Regions from separate parts of the Homo sapiens genome. Here regions 2 and 3 are each linked to region 1. The links are chromatin loops, found by intact Hi-C in ENCODE. Cell type or tissue: heart left ventricle. All regions are shown on one strand.

Region 1 (8,000 bases):
TTTATATATATGCCTTGCTAAGAAGCTTACACTGAATCCTAAAGACTACGGGAAGCTACTGAAGAGGGGCAGAACATGCTCAGATCTGGGTTTTAGAAGGAGCCGTGTAGCTGCAAAGTGGAGAATAAAGAGTAGCTGAGGGATAGCCCAGGTGATGGGGTGGACAGGGGGACCATCCTCCAAGGTGGAAGGACAAATCAATTTGAAGGGGAGAATGAGCTCAGCTTTTGACAAACTGAATTTCAGGTGCCTATGGGAAATCCCAGTGAAGCTGGGGATACAGAGAGTTTTGTGAGGATGGAAATCAGAGGGATCTGGGCTGATGATAGAGAGTCAGAGTCACTAATATTTATAACTGAAGCTGTGGGAGTGAATGAGATATCTCTGGAAGAGGGATAGACAGGCATGAGAATGAATGAATTCATGAATGAATGAAATGCAAAGCCCTGCTCTGAACAGCTTTGGCTAAAGACCTGAGGAATGATTAATGCTAAGGAAAAAAGGGGAAGACTTAAATTAATGAACCACTGCTCCCTCTCAATCCCATGCTGCAGAGCTGAGTCCAAGGGGAAAAAGCCACATGCCCCGGCGTAGGAAAGGGTGACTTGTCACTTCAGCAGGTCCCACTTTTCACCCCTGCCCTTGGCCACCTCCACAGTGGCATGGTTTTCTAGTCCAGGGTGGTGCTGCTGTGTAGCAGATGCATGTGGTGTGGGCTGATGGCCCAGAGCACAGCTCTTCTCTAGCTCTTCCCCTCCCCCCAGCACTGAAACAGCCTCCCCGTCCTCCTAGCAAGTTGCTAAAATTAAAACTTAATCAAGCCAGCTCACTTGGGGATGTGGAATAATTTTGCAGCTCACCCCAGAGAGCAGGGAACTGCTGGGGCAGACAGTGTGAGAGCTGCGGGCGGCACCTCCACCTTCTTGTGGTCCTCCTCCAAACTCCTGTTGGATGGAAAAACTGTGCTGCCTGCCTCCTGCTGGCTTGGTGATTGCCTCAAAGGTGAAGAGTCCTGGCCTGTAATGTCTCCTCTGTGACACTGGCCTAGGGATGGGGATAGGACCCCTGGGACAGTTTCTTCTCTGGCCAGTTCTGCCATTTTCCCTAGATGCTAAGCAACGGTTACACTAGTGTCCCCTTTCCAATAAATTCTGGGCCTTCAAGCCTAGAATTCCCAAGGCATCTCTAGAGGTCCCGTTAAAACAATGCCATCATGACAGACATATTTGATATGTTTGTCTCATCCTTTCCAGTTGTGCCTACCCTACCCACAGTCCAGATACTTTCATAAGGGTCTTCATGGTTCTTGGCACGTATCTATATGATAATCTCCCCTTCCCTGACACACACACACACACACACACACACAGAGTATTGCATTGTTAATACCTGGTCATTCTGTGCTTAGAGACCAAGGTTTTCCTGTATAAAACAACCCTAGGAGTCTCAACCACCAGTGTGGGATAATATCCTCAAGTCTTGAGGGAACATCAGGTCTCATCAGGGTGTGATCAGCCCACAGTTTGTGCCAGTTCCTTTCATCCGCCTGTGGGTGACAATCCCTTCTTGTCCCATCACCACCATGTGATAATCCTCGCCTCCAGCCTTAATATTGTCTAATTGTATGAGACAATCTGTCCAAACAGGTCTTCCTGTGTTAAGGTCAGACCTCGTGAGTATGTGATCATCCCCATCCCTTTCCTTGGTACATGCAAATCTCTCCATTCCCCCAAGTTCAACAATTCCCCTCATCCCTGGTTCATTTACTAGCCACCTTATTGAGCACCTACTATACTGCTGCAAGCACCCCTTTTCTCGTGTCTCCCCTCTTTCTGCTGGAAGTTGCTTCCTAATTGTTAGGATAAATCTTTCTGCAAAGGTAATTATAATTCTTCTCATCTGAACTCCCGAGGGATCTGGACTGGCGCCAAAGGCAAAGGTGCTTGATACTTGGAAAGCTGCTTGTGCTTCCACGTTAAGCAAAAACCAGTGGGGAAAAGCCTGGCCTGGCCAAGTAGGCTGCTGGCTGGAGCCATGGATCAGCCATGGCCTGGCCCCGACCGAGCTCTGACAGTGGTTGCTTCCGGAGACCCAGGCGTGCCAGAAGGAAAGCAACATTTACTATGGGATATATTTGGTGAGTGGCGAAGGTCCCTATTTCTTTCATTTATAGATTCATCCTTCCAATCTACACTTTTTTCTGGGTTCCTAGAAAAGAAAGAACCATTGGCAGATGTGTGGTGTAACTCCAGAGGTCCACATGCTCTTGATAATACCGTCCTACCCCAAGCTCCAGCACACACAGCCTCACCACCCAATTCTGCCCAAGAGTGTACCAGGACCGATGTCACCAAGCTCTCCATTTGCTTCAGTCACTACACAAGCTCCCTGACTCCCAGGAAGCCTTCGTTCCTGTAGGGCTCTGTATACCCCATTATCTAGTGGTGCTCAACCTTGCTTGCATATTGGAACCACTAAGTAAACTTTCAAAAATACTGATATCCTTGAAGTCCCCCTCCCTGCCAGATCATAAGGAAATTGATTCTGGAGCGCAGGCTCACAACTGGGAGTTTTCATTTTCCTGGTGATCCTAATGTTGTGCAGCCGTGGTTGAGACCTGCTGCCCTCATCTGACCCCATGTCTGACCCCTCAACTGCCACAACCCATCAAAACCCTCTATACCAGGGATTCTCAAACTTACTATCATCAAGTCTTTCAACAGGACTTGTTAAAACATGGATCGCTGGGCCCCACGCCCAGAGTTTCTGATTCGGTAGGTCTAGAGACCCCCAAGGATGCGCATTTCTGAGAAGTTCCCAAGTGGTGCTGATGGTGCTGCTGTTCCAAGGGCCACACTCAGATAATCGTTTTCAATATCCTGCTCATTTGGTTCCTTGACCTTCTCTCCCCCAATAAACTTGTCCTCTATCCCACCTCAGTCACAGACTCTGATATTCATCCCGAAATCTTGTCATTACCAGTAATTATACCCCTTCCTAATAACCAACTTAAACATCCTGCTCTCCAACTGCCAATTTACTCCTGGTAGTGACCCAATTCCAACTCCAATGGGAAGGACTGCACCCTATTGACCCTGCCTGCCTTTCATGTCCCCCACCCCATCTCACCTAACTTCTTTCCTAATGTAGCTTAGATTATCTTCTAGTAATTGTCTCCCTGAATCTCACCATCAGAGCTTCCCTTTCTGCTGGAAGCTCTGATGCACACAAACGTGCAAAAATATTTACCATCTATTTTAAAAGCCTTCCATTTCCCCCTGTAGCTACCTCTCCATTTCTCTGTTCCCCTTTAGGTCACCCCCTCTCCTTTCATTCTCAGGTGAACCCTCACTAGTCAGATTTTTCCCTATCCTTCCTGTGAAATGGCTTTTGTCCAGGTCACTAGTGACCTCCCTATTGCCAAATCCAACAGCCAGTCCTCAGTGCATATCATACTCAATCTGTCACTCCCGTCTTCTAGAAACACTTTCCTCACTCCGCTTCTAGGACACACCCTCTGTTGGTTCTCCTTCTTCCTCACTGCTTGTTCCTCTTGCTGGTTCCTCCTCCTTTCAGTGATGCTAAACTTTGGAGTACCCTTGACTTAGTCCTCAGATTTCCCTTCTCCTTTATCCGCACTACCTTCCCAGGTGATCCCTCCAGGGCTTCATACCAGCTCCATGGTGACTCCCAAATTTATATCTCTAGCCTAGACCTCTCCCCTGAACTACAAATTCACCAACTCCACTGCTTACTGGACATCTCCAATTGGATGTCTAACAGGCAGCTCAAATGTTAAGTCCAAAACTGAACTCCTTATTCTAACTGCACAGGATCAAATGATTATGTCCTTTATCTCTACCCTGCCCGTCAATAGCCACTCCAGTCTTCCAGTTGGATCAGGCCAAAACATTGAAGTTATCCTGGACTCTGGTCTCCCACACCATTCATACTGCCTATCAGCAAATCCTGTTGGTTCCCAAATCTGACAGCTTCTCTCCATCTCTACCACATGACCCTGGACCAAGCCACTACTACTATCTCTCACCTAGACAATTTCAACAGAGTCCTTAGGTTTTCCTGCTTCTACCCTTGTTCCGGCCCTTTTAATACATAAATCAAATTCTGTGACTCCTCTGGCTTGCCATTCGTTCAAAGTAAGATCCAAACCTCTCTACAGGCATGAGAGACCTACCCTCTCTGGCCTCCCTGCCCTCTGGGCTCACAGGCTACACACGCTGCCCTTGGGTCTCCACCTTAGCCTTTTAGTTCCTTAATTAACAGCTTAGAGCCTTTGCTCTTGCAGTTCCCTTGGGCTGGAAGTCTCTTTTCTCAGACGCTCCTTCCTATGTCTAAATTCTGCCTGTATCTGGAGACTTCCCTAACACACCCCCGCTGCCACCCGCATCTCACATACTCCCCACCTGGCACTCTCTGGCTCCTTGTCTTGCTCTCTTTTTCTGGGTGGACTTGTGTCTGAAATATGTATTGATTTGCTGATTGTCTGTCTCACCCACTGGAATGTAAGCGCTGCAAGGAGAACTTTGTTCTGTTCACTGCTGTTTCCCCAATGAGCGTGTATGATAGGTGCTCAATGAGTACTTGTTGAATTAATTAATTAATGGAAGCGTGTTTAGACCTTTCCTCCCCAGCGGCTGCAGCTCTGTACAAGGAGGTGTCCCAGGCTGCCTGTCTCCATTCTCTAATAGCCTCCTGGCCACCACCTGGGCATCCCCCTCCCCAGAGCCTGCCAGACCATTCTAATTGCCGCTGCTGCTGAGGGAGGGAGTCTCTAAAGAGAGAGGAGGGAGGGAGGAGCTCCATCTGGTGTCCAGGAAAATAAGGGAGCCAGCTTTGGTCTGCGGCTCCAGGTCCACCCTGGAGTCCACAACGTGGGGCTCGGGAGCCAGGGGCGAAGCACCCTTCGGGCATAGACGGGCCCTTGGCTCTTCTGTCCTGTCAGAGAGTGGGCCTGGGGGCCCCATAGAGGCCCCTCGATTTGGCCAACTGAGCGGGACCCAGCACAAGGCCTCCAGGCTGCAGAAGGCTGTGGGGGTGGGGGTGGGGGTGGGGGTATCGGGAGACAATAGGAGAGCCCAGAGCCAGCTCTCCCTTTCCACCAGCCCGAGTGACACAGTGACACAAAGGGAGAGTCTTGTGCTTGGGGGAGGGGGTGGGGAGAGCCCTTTGTCCCGCTATTTTCTACATTGCTGGGGGTGGGGAGTGGGAAGGGTGTGGGGGGGTGACCAGCGGCTGTCAGTATGGGGAGGAGTAGAGAGTGGTGCAGAGGCCCTGGAAAGTTTTTGAATTTCAATCAGGTTGGCTTTGAAAGAGTTTGGCTTTTGTTGAAAGAAAGAGAAAGGTTAATGCTAGAGTTGAGGGGGAGGGGGTGGATTCTGCAGATAGAGTCCTGTTTGCAGGCCGGTCAGCTGTGGGACACCCAGGCTGGCAGAAAGGCTGGGGATGGGTGAGCAGAGGAGGAGCAGGCGTCCCATTTCCCTTCCCGGGCCCAGGTGGAGGAAGGCTGGGCAGAGAAGCATGGGGTTATTGGGTGTGGGCAGAACTGGTCAAGAAAGGAAAGCAATGCGGCCAAGCAGGACAATTTCTTTCTTCCTTTTGCATGCCTTACAGAGCCTTTGACTTTTTAAGCCAGGAAAGAATGAAGTTCCCTCCCTCTCTCCCCTCCGTTTCTACTCCACCCAAGCACAGCGGCGGCGGCAGAGCACTTGTCAGGGCTGACTTTGTGACAAGTGCAGGCTTGGTTGGTGCAGGAGAGGGGGGCTGGGTGGCTTGGGACCTCTTAGTGCTCAGGAATCAGCTGTTTTCTCCGCTCTTACCCTCTGCTGACCCTCCTCTGCACTCTAATTGCTCCAAAAAGAAGCATAAAAATGTGGAGCTATTATACTCTTTGAAATAGGCAGCATACTGCTTTCTCAATGTTGGGAGAAAAAGAAGGAGGAGGAAGGGAGCTACAGCCACGCAGCAGGCTAGAGATCTGCAATTCCAAGTTGGGGAGTGGGCACCTGGCATTCCCCAGCTGACTTCACACCACTGAAACACACACACACACACACACACACACACACACACACACACACACACACTTTGTAAGGCTCCTGGCTGCAGTATGATCCTTTGTCTCTCTCTCTCTCTCTCTCTCTCACACACACACACACACACACACACCATACACGCTCACACACACACATACACTTTATGAGGCTCCTGGCTAAGGCTGCCGCATGATCCAGTGTTCTGGGAGTCCCAGTGTATTCTGGGAGTCTACTGGGGCAGTCAGTTCTCTAAATGGCACCACTGTGTGTTCTCAGCTCTAGGGGTTCTACAACCATAAAGATAACTCCAGAACCAATCCCTGAATTCCAGCCTGAAAATATTTGAGAGGAGAAAGATCAGAGGAAGAGGGAAAGAGAATATAAAAATGGGATTATTCTTATTTTGACATGTAATAACCATCTGCATGGTATTAGGCCTCATCTTCCTGGAGCAAATATTCATGCACTAAATAATTTGCTCAGCATTCCTTGTGTTAGACATTGTGCCAGGCCCTAGGAGACACAGAGGAAATAAGAGCTGTCCCTGCCCTGAAGGAGCTTATTCTTAAACAGAAAAGCAAATGGAGAATAAATAATTCTAATCCAATGAGATAATATCACACATGCCACACAATACATTGTAACATACATCACATTTAACTTCATTTGACAAGCGAATACTACAGAAAAACGTGTGAATTATTATTATTATTATTATTAAATTATTATTTTAGAGACAGAGTGCTAACTCAGTCGCCCAGGCTGGTGTGCAGTGATGAGATCGTAACTCACTGCAGCCTTGACTTCCTGTGCTCAAGCGATCCTCCTGCTTCAGCCTCTCCAGTAGCTGGGACTATAGAAGCACGTTGTCATGCCTGACTAATTTTTTCTATTTTTATTTTTGGAGAGATGGGGTCTTGCTGTGTTGCCCAGGCTGCATTTTTTAAGATTTCATTGATATTTTTTACTTTAATGTTGGGTGCATTTGAAGTGTTTACCAAGGGCCAGGCGCAGTGGCTCACACCTATAATCCCAGCACTTTTGGAGGCCTAGATGGGCAGATCATTTGAGGTCAGAAGTTCGAGACCAGTCTGGCCAACATGGTGAAACCCCGTCTCTGCTGAAAATACAAAAATTAGCTGGGTATGGTGGCACATGCCTGTAATCCCAGCTATTTGGGAGGCTGAGGCAGGAGAATCACTTGAACCTGGAAGGCAGAGGTTGCAGTGAACCGAGATTGCGCTACTGCACTCCAGCCTGGGTGACAGAGCCAGATGCTGTCTCAAAAAAAAAAAAAAAAAAAAAAGAAGCGTTTACCAAGGAAAGCATTTTGGAGGTGAAAACGTGTCCCACCAAGCAAAAAGAGGATTGGACTCCAAATGCAGGCCAAGGGAAGAAAGAGGAGAATGTCCATGTGTGCATACATTAGTGTGCTGGGAAGACCTCCATGCCCACACTGCCCTCATCCAATACCACATTAAAAGTATTTTGCTGGTTTACTTGTCCATCTGATTTGCAGCCACATATAATCTCAGACACCCCCTGTTCCGCCCTCTGCCACATCACCTCCCACAGGAGAGAAACAGCTATCCCAGGCCATTCTGTTCCCCTTTCAAGGCCAGATCTGAGGTGAAGAGAAGGCATTGAGAAAGTTAACCCAAGGAAGAATTTTAGGCTAGTGTTTTCAAAGCTTGGACCAACAGCATCAGCATCACCTGGGAATTTAGAAATGCAAATCCTCAGGCGCCACCCTAGGCCTACTGAACTGAAAGCTCTGGGTGTGGGGCCCAGCCATCCGTGGGTTGTTTTTTGTTTTTTTTTTAGACAGAGTCTGCTGTTGGCCAGGCTGGGGTGCAGTGGCACAGTCTCGGCTCACTACAACCTCCACGTCTTGGGTTCAAGCGATTCTCCTGATTCAGCCTCCTGAGTAGCTGGGACTACAGGTGC
Region 2 (8,000 bases), 95 kb after region 1:
AGTGAGGTCAGTAATTCCAGCTACGTCCGCCATGTCTAAGGATCCAACTGCCTTGTGCTGGGCCAGTCCCTGGCTTATTAGGGTGTGGTTAGAGGCATGGCCAGAGCGTGAACTTCTGCAAAGGAATATTCTAGTCACAAGCCACAATTTCCTGTCTAAATATTGAGGGGGCAACAACATGGTCTATAAGTCCTCCCGGCTCTGAAATGCCCGCAGAAAGAAGGCCCATGGGAGGCCCCACTCACCTTTAGAGCCTGGACCCTCTCACTCCTCTGTCCTCCTCCTCCTCCAGCCATACTAGTCCTGCTGGGCTGCCTCTGGGCCTTTGTCTTAATTTTCACTCCACTCTTCCTTCTCTTGCCATCTGACACTCCAGACTTCTCTCCTCCAGGAAGCCCTCTCCACCTCCGAGCCCTGACCTCCTCCTCCTCCTCCTTACTCCTCACTTCATCCTCACAGTGGTATCTTAGGTGCTCAAGCCGTCCCCCATCCTGTGAGCTTCTGAGCCTGGGCCTCACTCCTTACTCCACACCCCCAGAGGACTGGCCCACAATCTTTGAGGGTGTTCCAGGACTAAGTTTGGAAAAGGACATGATAAAAATGAAAGGAATGAGAGAAGAAGGAAGGGAGAAACAGACCAACAGACAGAGAGAGAGAGGGCGAGGGAAGGCTCTGCCTCAAGCCAACCCAGCCTCAGTCGTGGTATACTTCCCCGAATTCCTTCCCGCAGCACCACTCTGTGCTTAGAACCAAGAGCTAGGAGAGCAAGGGAGCCTGGGACTGGCACTTTTCAGCTAGGGGGAGCTGGTGGTGGCAGGGCAGAGAGGCCCATTGCGCAGCTGGTAACAGGCTGTGCCTGGCCAGGCCTCCCAGCTGCCCCTCTGTCTCAGGCCCTTATTGCACACAACATCCAGCCCAGCCCCCTACGCAGCTGCCTTCCTCATGACACAGCCCTGTGTTGTCCTGTTGGCCACTGACCACTGTGCCTGGGGAAGGGCCAGGCCTTCCTGGGAGGAGGAACTCGAGAGCCTGTGGGCTCCCAGGTTGGCAGCCCCCGCCCTCTGCACTCCCAGGCCCATACCTGCTCTGTGATTCCCCGCTTGGGGCAGGAAGGCATGCTGAGAGCCACTCTGCAAGTCCCTGTGCTTCAGGTGGTACACGCTCCTCTCATTCATTTGTTAAAGCAAGGTGGGGGTGAGTATTATCATCCTCAGTCTCTAGGTGGGGAAAAGAAGACTCGGATGGGTTACAGCAGTTGCCCAAAGACACATGGCTAGCCATGCTTCCAGGTGCTTTCAAGACCAGGTCTCCCCGAGGCCAAAGCTCATGTTCTGCCCTCCCAGCTCTTTGCCTAACTCCTGTTCCCTATGACAGCCCAGCCCTGGCCCTCGCATTCTGCCTACAATGGAGCCACCAGGATAGGACGCAGGGAGTGGGAGTAGAGGGGGATGCCATGTGGAGAGAAATGAGGATATAAGCTTGAGGAGAGAGGAAGGAGTTTTTGATGGGGGGGATGGGCCCAGAGCTGCCATGGTGTCTCTACAGCTCTCTCTTTTGGTCACAGAAGCCCAGCAGGCAGACACAGAACAGATCCAGGAGCAGACCATACCCAATCTTCTCTCCCAACACAGGCCCAAGCCTGAGCCAGCCCACAGGGACCCACCAGTTTGTTTGGCAAAGCCCTTTTCCCTGTTCCATCCCATGCCCTAGACCCGCAGAGGGCAGCAAGAGATGAGACCCACTGTCCTATCACAGTCCTGATAAGGATTTCTTTGACCAGATGTTTTCAGTGTAGGAGTCAGAACACAGCATCGGACTATTAGGAGCCCAAAGTTTCATTTTTAAGCTTTCGACCAACATGACCTCAGGCAACTTTTACCTTTCCCTATCTAAAGAAATTTTTCATATCTAAAGTGCTAAATATCACAAGATATCAATAATAATAACAGGCCAGGGTGGTGCCTCATGTCTGTAATCCCAGCATTTTGGGAGGCCAAGGCAAGAGGATCGCTTGAGCCCAAGAGTTGAAGACCAGCCTGGGCAACATAGTGAGAGCCTGTTTCTACAAAAAATAAAAACTACCTGGGCATGGTGGCACAGGCCTGTATCCCAGCTCCTCAGGAGGCTGAGGTAAGATGATCATCTGAGCTCAAGAGTTCGAGGGTTCAGTGAGCTAGGATCGCCACTGCACCAGCCTGGGTGACAGAGTGAGACCCTGTCTCAAAAAAATTTTTAAATGATATAAAATAAAATAATTGCACTCTTAAAAATCACAAAATATGAGACTTAAAAGGGATAAACTCTTGGCCGGGCATGGTGGCTCACGCCTATAATCCCAGCACTTTGGGAGGCCAAGGCGTGGGTGGATCATTTGAGGTCAGGAGTTCAAGACCAGCCTGGCCAACATGGTGAAACCCTGACTCTACTAAAAATACAAAAATTAGCCGGGCATGGTGGTGGGCACCTGTAATCCCAGCTACTTGGGAGGCTGAGGCAGGAGAATCGCTTGAGCCTGGGAGGCGGAGGTTGCAGTGAGCTGAGATGGCACCACTGTACTCCAGCCTGGGTGACAGAGTGAGACCCCATCTCAAAAGAAAAAAAAAAAAGGGATAAACTCTTATAGTCCAGCTTGAATAACAACCTACCACCCCTGCAGGAATCCGCTTCTGCACTACCCAGAAGGGCCAGGCAGTGGACAGAAAAAGAAAAGTGAAAGGCCCCCAAGAGAAACTTTGATTTGAAAAGAAAAGCCCTGGAGGGCGCTTTGCCTCCCCCCCTCCCTCCTTGTTACTTCATTCCCTCCTCCTCCTTTCACTCCCTCCATCCTACCCCCTTCACCTGCACTTGGGACTGGGCTAATGGACATGCTTCCTCCCAGCCTTCCCCACGTCCCAGGAAGTGGAGCCCATCGGGCAGAGCAGAGCCGTACGGGGTAAGGCAGAGACAGAACTTTCCCCAACAGAAATGGCCTTGCAGGGAGAGTCTGGGAGAGCAGGGAGAGCCTGTTCTCAACTAGACTGCCAAATTGCTCTTTTCCTTTGTCTGGAGCAATGCCTGAGCTCCCTTGCTGAGTTCTGTAAGAGCCTGATCCAGGCATGTGTCCCCAGACCCTATTGCCCCACCGCCCTGGCTCAGGCTGGTATCCAGAAGAAGGTATGGCAGAGGACCAGGAAGGTTATCAGAGAGGCTAAGGGGGCATTCGGTCTTGGGACAGGACTGAAGCAATCAATAGCCCATTGGGAACTGGGGTTAATTTGGGGAATTTGGATTGGATTGGATTGAAGTTTAGGACTTGGGCTAGGAGGTAGGGCTGGGTTGGTTCAAAGTACTGGAGTTAGGTTTAGGTTCAGAGCTTCTCTAGAAACTGCCCAACTCATGCTGGTCTAGCTAAGCCCATCTCCAAAAAAAGAGGGGGCTCTACCCTTGGCCTCTGATTCGGGGCTTTATTTAAAGACATAGGAGTGAGGGTGAAGATTGGCTTTGGAAGACAGCAGAGCCAGTGCCTCCCCACTATGGAGCCGTTTAGTTAGGACCTTGCCACTCAAAGAGCATCCACAGACCCGCAGCACTGGTCTCACCTAGGAGCTTGGTAGAAATGCAAAATCTAGGATCCACTCTAGAGCTGCTGAATCAGAATCTGCGTTTTAGATTAACCTCCAAGTGTTCCATGGACACTTAAAGAAAGTGTGAGAAGCCTGGTGAAGGCTCTGAGTGAAGGAAGGCCCGAGGTAGGGGTGGGAGGCCAAAGGGCACCCAACACCTCGGCCGGCTCCGGGGCCCCTGCCTAACACCCCCTCCCAGTGCTGGAGCCACAGCGACACCTACTGGCCACGGACACCTAGGCCACCCCCTCCAGGACGCCCGGGCCCTGTGGTCCATCTGGCCCAGCCAGTCCTGCACCCTGAAGCTGGCATTCCTGAGTTCTGGGAATCTGGCTCCCCGGGACAGACTAGGGGAGCAGGTACAGGATGGGCCAGGGCTCAGTGCACAGCAGGGTTGTGTGCAGGCTGGGGCTCTGGGGCCTCAGTGTGAAGAAGACAGGATCAGTAAGCAGGTGTTTTCTCAGGGACATGATGCTCAGATCACATCCCCAGCCCTGGCATTCTCTCCAGACTCAGCAATACTGAGCACGTGTTTGTCTGCTCTCTTCACTGAAACCCTCAGCCAGAATGGACAGGGTACAGCTTTCCATTCCAACCAGCATCAAGCAGATGCCCTGTGAGGAACAGAGATTTTTATTTTACTTTTTATTTTATTATTTTATTTTTATTTATTTTTTATTTTTTGAGATGGAGTCTCGCTCTGTCGCCCAGGCTGGAGTGCAGTGGCGCAATCTCAGCTCACTGCAAGCTCCACCTCCCGGGTTCACGCCATCCTCCCACCTCAGCCTCCCGAGTAGCTGGGACTACAGGCGCCCGCCACCACGCCCGGCTAATTTTTTTGTATTTTTAGTAGAGACGGGGTTTTGCCGTGTTAGCCAGGATGGTCTCGATCTCCTGACCTCATGATCCGCCCATCTCAGCCTCCCAAAGTGCTGGGATTACGGGCGTGCGCCGCCATGCCTGGCCGATGAGCAAAGATTTTTGAACCTATGTCTAAATGACTCTTCTGGAAATGGACTTTTAGGAAGGACAACAACTAAAAAGCAACTCAAGGAAGGGGAGCAGGTAGGATATTTCTGGGATATTTCCACTGTAGTGGTTTCTGGAGACTCCCATGAAAGAATTCTAAGTCAAAAGGGGAGACTGAGGCCAAAGGGCAGAGAAGTAAAAAGACAGAGAAGGGGCTGGGTGCGGTGGCTCATGCCTGTAATCCCAGCACTTTGGGAGGCTGAGGCAGGTGGATCACCTGAGGTCAGGAGTCAGAGACCAGCCTGGCCAATATGGTGAAACCCTGTCTCTACTAAAAATACAATAATTAGCTGGGTGTGGTGGCAGGTACCTGTAATCCCAGCTACTCGGGAGGCTGAGGCAGGAGAATCACTTGAACTCGAGAGGCGGAGGTGGCAGTGAGCCCTCGTGCCATTGCACTCCAACCTGGGGGACAAGAGCAAGATTCTGTCTCCAAAAAAAAAAAAATAGTACAGTGCTTTGCACAGAGTAAGCATTTGATTAGTGTTACCACTTCCCTCAGTCACAAAAAAAATAAATAAAGGAAAAACGATAGGGAAGGAAGCCGACCCACTTCCAAGGCAAGGCTCAGCTGACCCATCCCAAGGGACCTGGCTGGCCCAGGGAGGAGAGAAGGGCCTCTTTCTAGGCAGCAGTGAGCCTCCCCTCCCATCATTCCCAAATGCCAGTTATTGCTGGATCCCTTCCCTCTAGTCCGCTCTCAACTATGAGGAGTTTGCCCAAGAACTAAATGAATGTGATTGCCCACCAGTGTTTGCCATTAGTGGTGATTAGTTAAAACATCAGAGTCTAAACAGTCAATTGGTTCTAATAATTAATACTATGGCTCAGCTGTGATTGAGAGAGAACAAGCGAGTGGGAGAGAGGAAGGGAGGAGGATAAGGGACATGGAAAAAGAAGAGAGAAAGGGATTGGCAGAGGAGCTGCAGCTCTGTAGCTACCATTTCCTGACCCACATGCCAGATGCTGTGCTATAGAGTGCATCCAGCTCCAAATTCTGTGCTCTTTCGAGACATTTTATGTAAGTTATACCACCAAGGTATCCTAATCACCCTGTTAGGCAAGTATAATTATTATCTTCTTTTTATAGGTAAGACAAAGGAGGCACAGGAAGGTAAAAGCTAGCAGATGCTCCGTAATAATTTGGTGAATGAATGGATAAATAAATGAATGAAGTAGCCAGAAGTGAAATTCAAACCCAGGTTAGCATGGCTCCAAAAACTTTGGGGGGAAAAGGGGCAAGGAGGGGAGAATTTGAAGAGACAAAGGAAAACAAGACAGAAAACGTACATCCTTCTCTGTCTCAACATACATACACGCCCTTCTCTCTCTCTCTCTCATGCACACACACACACACACACACACACACACACACACACACACACGAACCTCCCTCACCTCCCTCTCTCACGCTGTGCCCCTCCCTCCCATCCACACCTCTCACGTTCTTTTCATACACAACATGTCTGTTATGCACCCCTTTCTCTCATCTCCCCTCACACACCCACTCTTGCACACACACCGTTTCTCACGAATGTCTCCCAGATGGCTCCGGCACACACGCACCTCTCTGTCTCATAGAAGCCTCTCACATGCACATATTCACCCCTCTCTCAGCCACACTTTTTTATTTCTCCTTGCACACTTCTTGGTCTTTCTCACTCTTACATGGACCTCTTTCTCTCATGTACACGCCTCCTCTTCCCGGCGCCCTTGTCTGTCTTCCTCAGTGCGCTATCTCCAGTCTCAAAGACAGTTTGGGAAATGAAATAAACATACACCCGTCTACCTCCTTCACATACAACCCCCCACTGTCTCCTCACACCCCACCCCACCCACCTCTCTCTCTCTCTCTCTCTCGTTCTCTCTCGAACACAGGTGTACACTTTGGGACATATCCTGAAACCAGCCCCCTCATGCCCCCTGCCCGCCCCCTCCAAGAGTCAGGCCTCCAGATGTGCTCTCTCTGGCTAGGCTTGCTAATCTTTGAACTGTCCCCAGATCTTGAATGGTCATGTGGACTTTCCTGCCTGGTGATGGGGAGGGGGAAACAGGGAGGGGGCTAAGCCCAGAGTCCTCAGTTATTCTGGAGCAGGTTCAGCTCCTCCCCACCCCTCCCCAGGTCATGAGCAGCAGCAGGAGCTGCAAGCGAGCAAGATGGCTGTGTGTGTATTGCTATTAATCACCCCTCCTGGTCCGCTAACGAGGCTAATGCGGTAAGTGACAATAGCCCATCTTGGTTCCTGATTTAGGGGCTCAGGACGGAAGCTGGGCTCCTGGGAGTGAAGACGTGAATTCTCCACGACACTAAACCTTCAAATAAATCTCCTCCAGTCAGAGAAGCCCAGGGCACTAAATCCCACACGCCGGTAATTGAAACCCTTAGAGCTTTCTTGGGTAGGGAAATTGCTGAGTGAGAGAGAGAAAGCGTGCAGCCCAGGGGTTCCGGGTGGGGCTTGGGCCCACAGAGAGGCCTGCCGAGGGCTCTGGGATAGGGGAGCTGCTGGGGACCCTCTAGGAGCACGTGACTGGCCATATGTCCTGGTGTGCATGTCTGTCAGTGTTTCTAGGCATGGGATTTTGCTGTCTGGTTATGTTCACATGGTCACTGGTCACCCATTTCCCACCAGGTCTATGACCACTTGATATTTTGGTAAGGAGAGCAGTTCTGGAGCTTCTGTATTTCGAGAGCTTCTACCCTTTGACACCCTTAGGGCCTCTGACTCTCACTGACCATGAAGCAAGGCTTCATTTAAGCAAAAGAAGGTTTCGGCATTGCCTCAATTGCCTTCCTTCCCCTATCCCCACCTCTCTCACCCTCACACTTCCCCCACCCCATCTCTCTTTTTTTCCAGACATTCTCCTGCAGGCCTTTCACTCCCATTCACTTAGTCCCTGAATCATTTAACAGTTACTAATACCCACCCTATGCCAGACTGTATGCCTAGGGTCTTGAGTGTTCCAGGATGAATCAGAGAATCTCTCTGCCCTCAAGAAGCTCAGCATCAGCTACTCTGGGCACACTGCCTACGGGGTAGCCCTGCTCCACAAGGAGCAGTAAAAAAATTAAATAAATAAATAAAACAAAGAGCTCAGAATCTCCCAGACAAGACAGATAAATAAATAATTGCAATATTATATGATGTATGCAATAATCGACATATAGACATATGTGGAACATAGCATGAAAAAGAGAGTAGTTAATTATTAGGGAAGGCTTCAAAGAGGAAGCATTGTCTGAGTGTGGTCTTCAAGAATAAATAGGGTCAGGCGCGGTGGCTCACATCTGTAATCCCAGCACTTTGGGAGGCCGAGGTGGACGGACTGCTTGAGCTCAAGAGTTCAAGACCAGCCTGGGCAACATGACAC
Region 3 (8,000 bases), 76 kb before region 1:
CCCACAGCATTACATCCCCTATCGTGGAGTCCACACATACGGATCTGCTTTTGGTGTGTATTTTAGAAAAAAGTTTCCACCTAGATCCTGGCCAAAGTTGCAAACAGTCAAGTGATGTGGAGGTTTTGTAGACACATGTAACCATCTGGCAATTCAGATATGTGGCTGTCAGTTTTCTCTGTGGAATGCGTTCTGGTTTAAGATGACCTAGAAGAAATGAAAGTTGTGTTTTTGCTGGGGAGACATGGTGCTGTGTCCAGTACATTCTGTTAACAGATCTGAAGCTTTAGGAAAATCTGGAGCTATGTGAGTGAAGAAGGAACCTTTTGGTACAGTCTTATGAGAAATCCAGCCCAGTAAGTTTGAGTGTGACTTACCAGGCAAGAGTTGTCTTTTTCCACTGAAATTCAGGCTAGACTTATGGCTTTACATCAATCTTAGTGCAGCAGAGACAGAAAGCTGTAGGGAGGGGGCAAGGGCCAGCCCTGGAGAGACCTTCGCTTTATTTTCAGGTATATGATTCCCATTTAGGTGCCAGCTAATCCTATATTGCTCTCATTTGACCTTGCTTCTGGGGGTTTGATTTAAAGGAAGTCAGAGTGGCCTAGCATAATAAATACCTGTTAGAGGAATAAAAGCTGTATTTGCCCCCTTTGAGCCTCAACTCGAAGGTGTTTCAGATCAAAGGTGGGGAGGCAATGTAACATAGTCACTATGAGTTTGGCCTCTGGAGTTAAGTCCTGACGTGTTAGCTTACTTGCTTTCTGATACTGGGCAGGTTACCTAATCTCTCTGGGCCTCAGTATTCTTGCCTGCAAAATGGGAGTTATACAGACTTAAAGGTTGTTGGGAAGGACTGAATGAGATTAAACACATAGATAATGCTTAGAACAGTTTCTCACACATACTAAGTATTCAATACTTAGTTACTGTTGTTATTTCAAGGACAATCTGGTGGTAAAACCTTCCTTGTTAGAAGCATTGATGTAGCCAAACACAGGGTCATTAACAACTAGCAATGTATGTAGGGTCCTTTCACACACTCATGCCTTATGGCAATGTGGAAAGAGGGAGGGAGAAAGGCTTGAAAGCCCTTTTCTGTGATGGCCAGCTGCTTCTCCTCCCTTCATTATTATCCATCCACCAGGATTAGCCCTGGTGTCCTCCTGACCTCTTTCTCCCTTGTTTTATTTAGAAGCAAGGTAATAGTCGAGTTAGAGAAACTGAGTCTGGGAGTCGGGAGAGGATTTGACTCGGGTTGGATATCTAGGCAGTGGCCCGGGTTAAAAAAGCCAAATCTCATGGTATTTTCTTATTCTGAAATTTTATATTACTGGATATTGTTTGAAATCAATGGGTTATTAGAATTTGTGTGTGATAGAGATTTGGACTACACGTAATGAGATTTGCTGTAATAGTATTTGACTAGTATTAGAATTCACAATCCCTGGGTTTCTCGTGTGTCCTTAGATTTTAAGTTATACAGACAGTTTTACCCTCTTGCCTATGTGAGACAAATCTGTGAACCTTCCCCCATCTGTGTGTGTCACAGTCCCACAGCATGATGGATTGTCTCTGCTTGGGGGAAGCTTAGGACGGGGCTTGAAGGGGCCTTGTAGGTCAGAAGAGAAATACAGCAGCAGGACTGAGATGGGGGGGCTGCCTGGGGAGGGATTAGCAGGGGGAAGGGGAGGGCAGGGTTGGGCGGGGCATAGTGTCTGTGTGCATTCTCCTAGGAGTAAAAGAGGGCTGTCCATTACCCTGAACGCACAAATAAACTCAGTGTTTTTCTCTTTGTAGAGAAAAAGCCCCATGGGACTTGGGAATACCAGAGAATGACTCTGCATGTCAGTGGGAGAGGTGGGGAGTAGGAGGATGGGAGTGGGGAAGACTGACCCTGTGCCTGAGGACCTCGGATTTGAGTCTGTTATTTAAATAGAGTAGCTCATATTTGAAGAGCCTCATGCCCACACATGTTTGTAGCAGAAATAGCTGTTGGCAGCCAATCATCTGATACCTCAGTCTCTATCAACTCCTTCATGGCTCCATTTAAAGGAAGGGTTCAGCTCACCTTTGGAAGTAAAGTGTCACTGAAGGTCATGCAGCACCCAATTCTCCTCCCTCTCTGTCCTCAGCCCTTCCCACATATAGTCACAAAGGTGTGTACTAGGTAGGAAGGGAAATGCTGAATGTTCTTAATTTTTGGTTCTTGAAGGAGAAAGTCTGGGATTTAGGTCCAAATGCCAAAATCATGGTTCAGAAGGAATTCTAGAAAAGGAGCGGAGTCTGAGAGGTCGCTGGAGTGGTAAGGGCAGTGGCGCATGCTCGGCTGAGGAATCAGCAGGACTGCAGTTAGGGCCTAGGCTTCAGCTTCCTTCCTGAGCAGTAAAATTAAAAAAAAAAATCCTTAGAACAACAAAAGTCTGGACGCATGGGCTTCCTTCCTGACAGGCCAACCTGGTGGGGCTTCATTCAGACTGAGCAGCAGTCAAGGCTGATTTACGGGGAAAAGAACCCAGACATGGGTTTAACCCTTTCCTAACCACAGAGATGCTTCATTGCAAATGCTGCCTTCTCCTTCTAACTTACCATCATGGTATGGGGAGATTTTTATTGTCATTTCTTCTTTATTTAAAGTGAGTGCCTGCTGCTGAAGTACCCACTGTCCTCTTCATGAGAAAGCTGAGCCTATGAGAAGTTGAGTGACTTGTAAGAAACTCAAGTCTGTTGCTCATGGCCAGAATAGCTCTCAGGCTCTTGAGGACATTATATTGACTCTGTAGTATTGAATCCATCTTTGATCGTGGGAAGTGCCTCCTGGAGTCTGTACTGGGGTGCTGCTGTGAGCCCCAGTTTTACCTCCATAAGATACTGGTCCCACAGAAGGAATAGTACTGCTTCATCTTAGCTGTTTGTTGGTGGCAGTGGATAAAACTGTCGCAGAGTATGTGAGACATGACTCAGTTGCCATATCATTGGTCAAATGTGATGCACTCATTGGTTTAATCATTCAGCTGTATTTACTGCATACCTACATTGTTCCAGGCACCATGCGAGGTACTGGGAATAGACTGATGTGCAAGATAGATTATAGCCCCTGCCTTACTGGACTTCAAAGTTTAGTTAGCAATTGTAGGATGCTGCGAAAAGTGCTGTCATAGGGGAAATATAACATGCCATGAGACTTAGAAGTTGGAGCATCTAATCTTGTCTAAGAGTCAGGGATAGCTTTCTGGAGCAAGTGACCTTTACGCTGATATCTGAAAATCAAGAAGGAGTTATTTATTCAAAGGAGCTAGGGGTAGCAGTTGGCTTTTTTGGACAAACTGTAGTATCTGAGAGTGGAAGAAAGAACTCCAGAATTGCCAAGGATTGCTCACAGTGAAGTGAGAATAGAATTGTTCCCTGGCAGGGCCTGAGACCTGACCTTGGATGTCTATAGCACTTCATCCTATAACCAGGCATTCTTGAGAATATCCATTTGGTGCTTATGTGGCTCTGAGGCTCATCATCATCTAGGGTCCTGCTTTTAAAGTAACTTTCTAAAGATATGTCACTAGAAAATGCTTTCTGATAACATATGCTATCTTAACCACCAGAGGACCCATGAGCACCCAGAACCATGCTTGGCACAGAGTAGATACTCTGGAAATATTTGCTGAATGAAGGAGGGCCATTGCCCTGCTGATGTTTAGTGAGTTAGATTAAGGGTCCTCATCTTTTTACTAAAGTTCAGGCTTAGCTCTATCCTTTGCCCTACCCGGAAACGTGACAGGTCTCAGGGCCTAGAGTACTCGCTTGGCCGTTAAACTAAGCCACATAGCACCCGGGATTCTTGGCAGAGTTTCTTGGCAAAGTTTCCTCTGGGAGGTGCATTGCTCAGGCTTGACTTTCGCGAGGGAGGTTAGGCATGTAGTGCCAAGAGTATTGAAGAAGGAAAAAAAGAAAGCGAAGCAAACCGTTGTTCTAGCCTGGCACACGTCGGCATGCTAAAAACAGTTCCTTCCAGGCGGGGCCTCTGTACTCCACCATCCCCGCTGTGGTTTTCCTTCCCTGGCCTCTTATCTTCATCATCGCTCTACATCCACGAACATTTCCTGAGCTCCTGTGTGTAGAGCGTTGTGCTCGGTGCTGTTTGCAAGGGAATCAAAGAAGTAGGAGATGATACTTCCTCTTCTTGACAGCCTTATGGTTAAGGTGAGTAGCTAAACTGTATATATGAAAAAGAAATGATAATGTAAAATAACAGACAGTAAGGGCACTAGGATTTCAAGAGAGAGAGAGAGTCATCCCTGAGGCTGGCTTTCCCAGAATGTGATCTAAGGACTGCCTGTTTCAGATCACTTGTGCTGGTGATAGTGGAGGATGGGGACAGGGATGGGGGTGGGGTGAAGAATGTTATTTATAATGCAGATTCCCAGGGCCCACACTAGACTTCATCTTCAGAATCACAAGGAATACAGCCTAAAAACTGTGTATTCAGCAAGTAGCCATCCTAGGTGATTCTTGTTTTCCTTAAGGTTTAGGAATCACTCATCTAGGGTGAAAGTCTCGGGGGAAGGTTTCACCGAGGTGTTTGGCCTTGCAGAAAGGGGAGTGAGGACTAGTGGGGAGGAAAGGAGAGGATGGAAACCCACTGAGGAGTCTGGGCAGGCAGGGGAAGGGTGAAGACCCAGCATCTGCTCACAAACAGTACCTTCCTCATCCAGTCTCCTGTCTTGGGGAGGATCTGTCCACCTGTCCCGGCTCCCCCTCTGCCACTGCTCCTCCTCGGATTGCCTCCCTCTGCCTGTCTTATTGCTGATCAAGTGACTGTATGTGCCCAGACCTCCCCTTCTTGGTGCAATATTATTATGATGAGGTGGCCCAGCGGAGGGTCTGGAGGTGCTTGGCCAGATGTGAGGGAGGCCGGTGTGCGCTGCGGTGCCCCTTGGGCTCCAGCCCGCTTATCTTCTCACTGCTGTTGCTCTGCCGAGAAGGGGCTGGAGAGGGTTTGGTGTGTATGCTTTGCCAGCCTCCTCTGTCCTCTTCCGCAACCCTTGAGCTTTCATTCAAATGCTCATTTGTAAAGAAATAAAAGTTGGAGGGTTAGAGGAATCTGTCAGTGTCAGAATTAGTCACCAACACCTGCAGATTGGCTTTCTGCTTTAAGCTTTAACCCTTCCAGGGGGCAGCTGCCACCGGGTAGAAGGTTCAGTGAGCCGTGACTAGGGGCTTGCTCTGAGAGGTTCAGGGGGTTTTGGGTACCTGCACAGTAGGGGATGCTCTCGTCAACTTTGCTTATGGAGTTGGGGATGGTATTTTTCCCCCAACATAATTCCCCCTTTAAAAACACTCATCACATTAAATTGTAATTATTTGCTTAATTGTGCCTCTCCCATGGGCCCATGTCTGTCTCCCTATGTGACTCCATCTAGCGTGTCCCCTCACGTAGTGCCTAGCTTGGTAAATACTTGTTGTTAAAGTAAATGAACCCAGGATCACTGTTTCTTCTGCTGAGTTTGCAGAGTTGCCAGCTGGCTCTACTCACTTGGACATAGTCTGAAGGGCCACACAGGATCCACCACAACACTGGGCACCTCCTGGCATGTTTACAAGTGGGAGGTGGTGACTAGAAATAGAGGAACGGTTCAGCAATAGGGCAACAGCACAGTCAGAAGCTCTGGGCCTGTCATTTACTAGCCGTGTGATGCTGGGTAAGTCTCTGTTTCTCTGAGCCCCAGCTCCTCATATATAAAATGGGAGATGGTAGATAATCCCTGCCCTACCCTACAGGGTTGCTGAGTAAATAGATAATCCAGATGTGTTTTGTAATCTAAAAGTAACCGTATAAATGCCATACCCTCACATACACATAGGTACATGCAAGATGTCTATCTACGTCTGTCTCAAGAGCAAAATGGTCTTTGGGGGCTAAAATAGTTTATGAAATGCCTGAGTGTTCAACCTAGAGGGAGCCCTCTGACATGCCATTCCCTCCTTGAAGCTGAGCTACAGAAGACAGTCTGTGTTCCCTGAGACCGACCGCAGCACTATTTTTCTAGGTGTTTTGGGGCAAAAGTTACCCAACTCTTGTAGACTTTTTGTGAATGTAAGTTGGCAGGCTGTTTTCTATACAGACATCTCAGCTGAAATTTTATTGGCTAAATCCCCACTGAAAGAAGTTTACCCTTTGCCTTTCTTCTCAGCAAAGCTCGGAGCATCTTTATTTTTCTGTTTCCAGGGCCAGTGACTCTATTCCTATTTTGTGGAGGGAGATGTTTTGGCTCAGAGGCACAGTGCTTTGGCCTGAGGAATGATAGGCAGAATCAAGTCGAAGAGGGCTTTCTGCCCTAGAGATCTTTCCTAGGCTGCAAGAATAGCCATGCTTTATTGGCCAGTATGACAAGATGAAGAGGTCCCTGTCAGATTTGGAAGGGCCTGCCCCTTAGGCAAGATCTTTAGAAGTTAAAGCTGGGCCAGGAGGATTGGAAAGAGCAAGAATTTGAAAAAGGCTTTACTAGGCCAGGTGTGGTGGCTCACGCCTGTAATCCCAGCACTTTGGGAGGCTGACGCAGGAGGATCACCTAAGGTCAGGAGTTCGAGACCAGCCTGGACAACATGGCAAAACCCCATCTCTACTAAAAATACAAAAATTAGTCAGGCATGGTGGCACACACCTGTAATCCCAGCTACCTGGGAGGCTAAGGCAGGAGAATTGCTTGAACTCGAGAGACAGAGGTTGCAGTGAGCCAAGATTGTGCCACTGCACTCCAGCCTGGGTGACACAGCAAGACTCTGTCTCAAAAAAAAAAAAAAAGAAAGAAAGAAAGAAAAAGACTTTACTTGTGCGGTAAACTTCATTGTGTGATTATTTAATAGACCAGTAACAAGCAGATTCATTAACAAGATCTTAATTAACAAGTTCCAGGGTTATTCCTCCAAGTTCCCAGGGGTCCTGTTCTCCTCCCATTTAGTCCCAGAGACTTCCTATCCACCTTAAACTAACCAAGCCAGATGCATTTAAATTCAGTCTTTTTATTGCAAGTGAAATGACTGCAAGCAAAGAGAAGAACATAGTATCACTCCTAATAATAATAGCTGACACTTCAAGCACTTTCTATATGTCAGGCACTATTCTGAGTGCTTTACAGGTAATAATTGATTTAATCCTCATAAAATCCCTACGAGATAGGTGTTATCTCCATTGTACAGATGAAGAAACTGATGCACAGTGTTTAAGCAATATGCCCATTGTCACACAAGCAGGTGTGAGAGAAGAGGTTCAGATCCAGGCAGTCTGACTCCAGAGTCAATGAGAAGGAAGGACACTCCAGGAGAGGGAGACCTATGGGTCAGATTCACGAGGTAACAAGAATAATACTTGTATTTGTTCACTGTGTGCCAGACACTGTTCTGAGCACTTCATATATGTATGTCAGGCTGTCTCCATACTCGAAAAATTGATAGGAGCCTTTTGCAGTGTGGCAGCCCTTAGGCACAATTTATTTTGGCCCACTCACAAGCCCTTTTCACCCTCCCTGCACTGTGAGTTCCTTGAGATGGGAACTGTGTCTTATTCTAAGATCTCTGTTCCTAGTACCCAGTGCGTTGCCTGGAACTTACTAGTTATGATCTAAGAAAAAAAGTTTGTCAAACATACCCTTTGGTGGGATGGGAGAAGATGATTTAGTATCTGCTAACGCCCAATGTGCTTTACAGACATAGTAGTTTAAGAAGAGCTAAATCTGTGAGACGAGACAGATGCACCTACTCTTTCTGTGCCTCCATTTCCTCAGGATAAAGTGGGATGAACACTAGTATCAATCTCTTAGTGGTGTTATAAGGATTAAATGAGTTAATAGAAAATACAAATAAAGTCCTAGGAACAGTGCCTCGCACAAAGTATGCCTTCAATAAATGTTAGCTATAATTAATATGATAAGGGGTTGGGCACAGATTTGAGGTCTCTTAAACCAGGCTCCTCCAACTCTTACCTCTACTCCTAATTGCATTATGGG

What was found. Hi-C counts contacts between places; a loop is a spot of excess contacts. Peaks named below come from ENCODE experiments on the same cell type or tissue, not always from the same donor. Only the 100,000 strongest peaks of a DNase experiment are listed, where the experiment ranks them.
Region 2: it touches region 1 in a loop (3-fold over the local background); 12 of 110 quality-filtered maps call a loop at or near these places.
Region 3: a loop joins it to region 1, with 4 times the contacts of the local background. A loop is called at or near these places in 22 of 110 quality-filtered maps.

Annotation. Positions count from the first base shown.
Region 1 is chr1:44,495,997-44,503,996 of GRCh38, forward strand. The region is part of intron 2 of RNF220 (ring finger protein 220); the gene reads left to right. Among named protein-coding and RNA genes, the nearest start is that of MIR5584, 45 kb to the right of the region's middle. RefSeq lists an enhancer at 282-782. In heart left ventricle, a CTCF peak has its summit at 4,855 (motif pointing left); DNase peaks (open chromatin) are centred at 698, 4,925 and 5,725; H3K4me3 peaks cover 316 bases; H3K27me3 peaks cover 513 bases.
Region 2 is chr1:44,591,496-44,599,495 of GRCh38, forward strand. All of the region lies in intron 2 of RNF220 (ring finger protein 220), which reads left to right. Among named protein-coding and RNA genes, the nearest start is that of MIR5584, 50 kb to the left of the region's middle. RefSeq lists a silencer at 3,748-3,919. In heart left ventricle, no CTCF peak of the experiment used is centred here; a DNase peak (open chromatin) is centred at 3,826; H3K27me3 peaks cover 415 bases.
Region 3 is chr1:44,419,943-44,427,942 of GRCh38, forward strand. All of the region lies in intron 2 of RNF220 (ring finger protein 220), which reads left to right. Among named protein-coding and RNA genes, the nearest start is that of RNF220, 19 kb to the left of the region's middle. In heart left ventricle, no CTCF peak of the experiment used is centred here; no DNase peak of the experiment used is centred here; H3K4me3 peaks cover 278 bases; H3K27ac peaks cover 1,646 bases; H3K27me3 peaks cover 2,462 bases.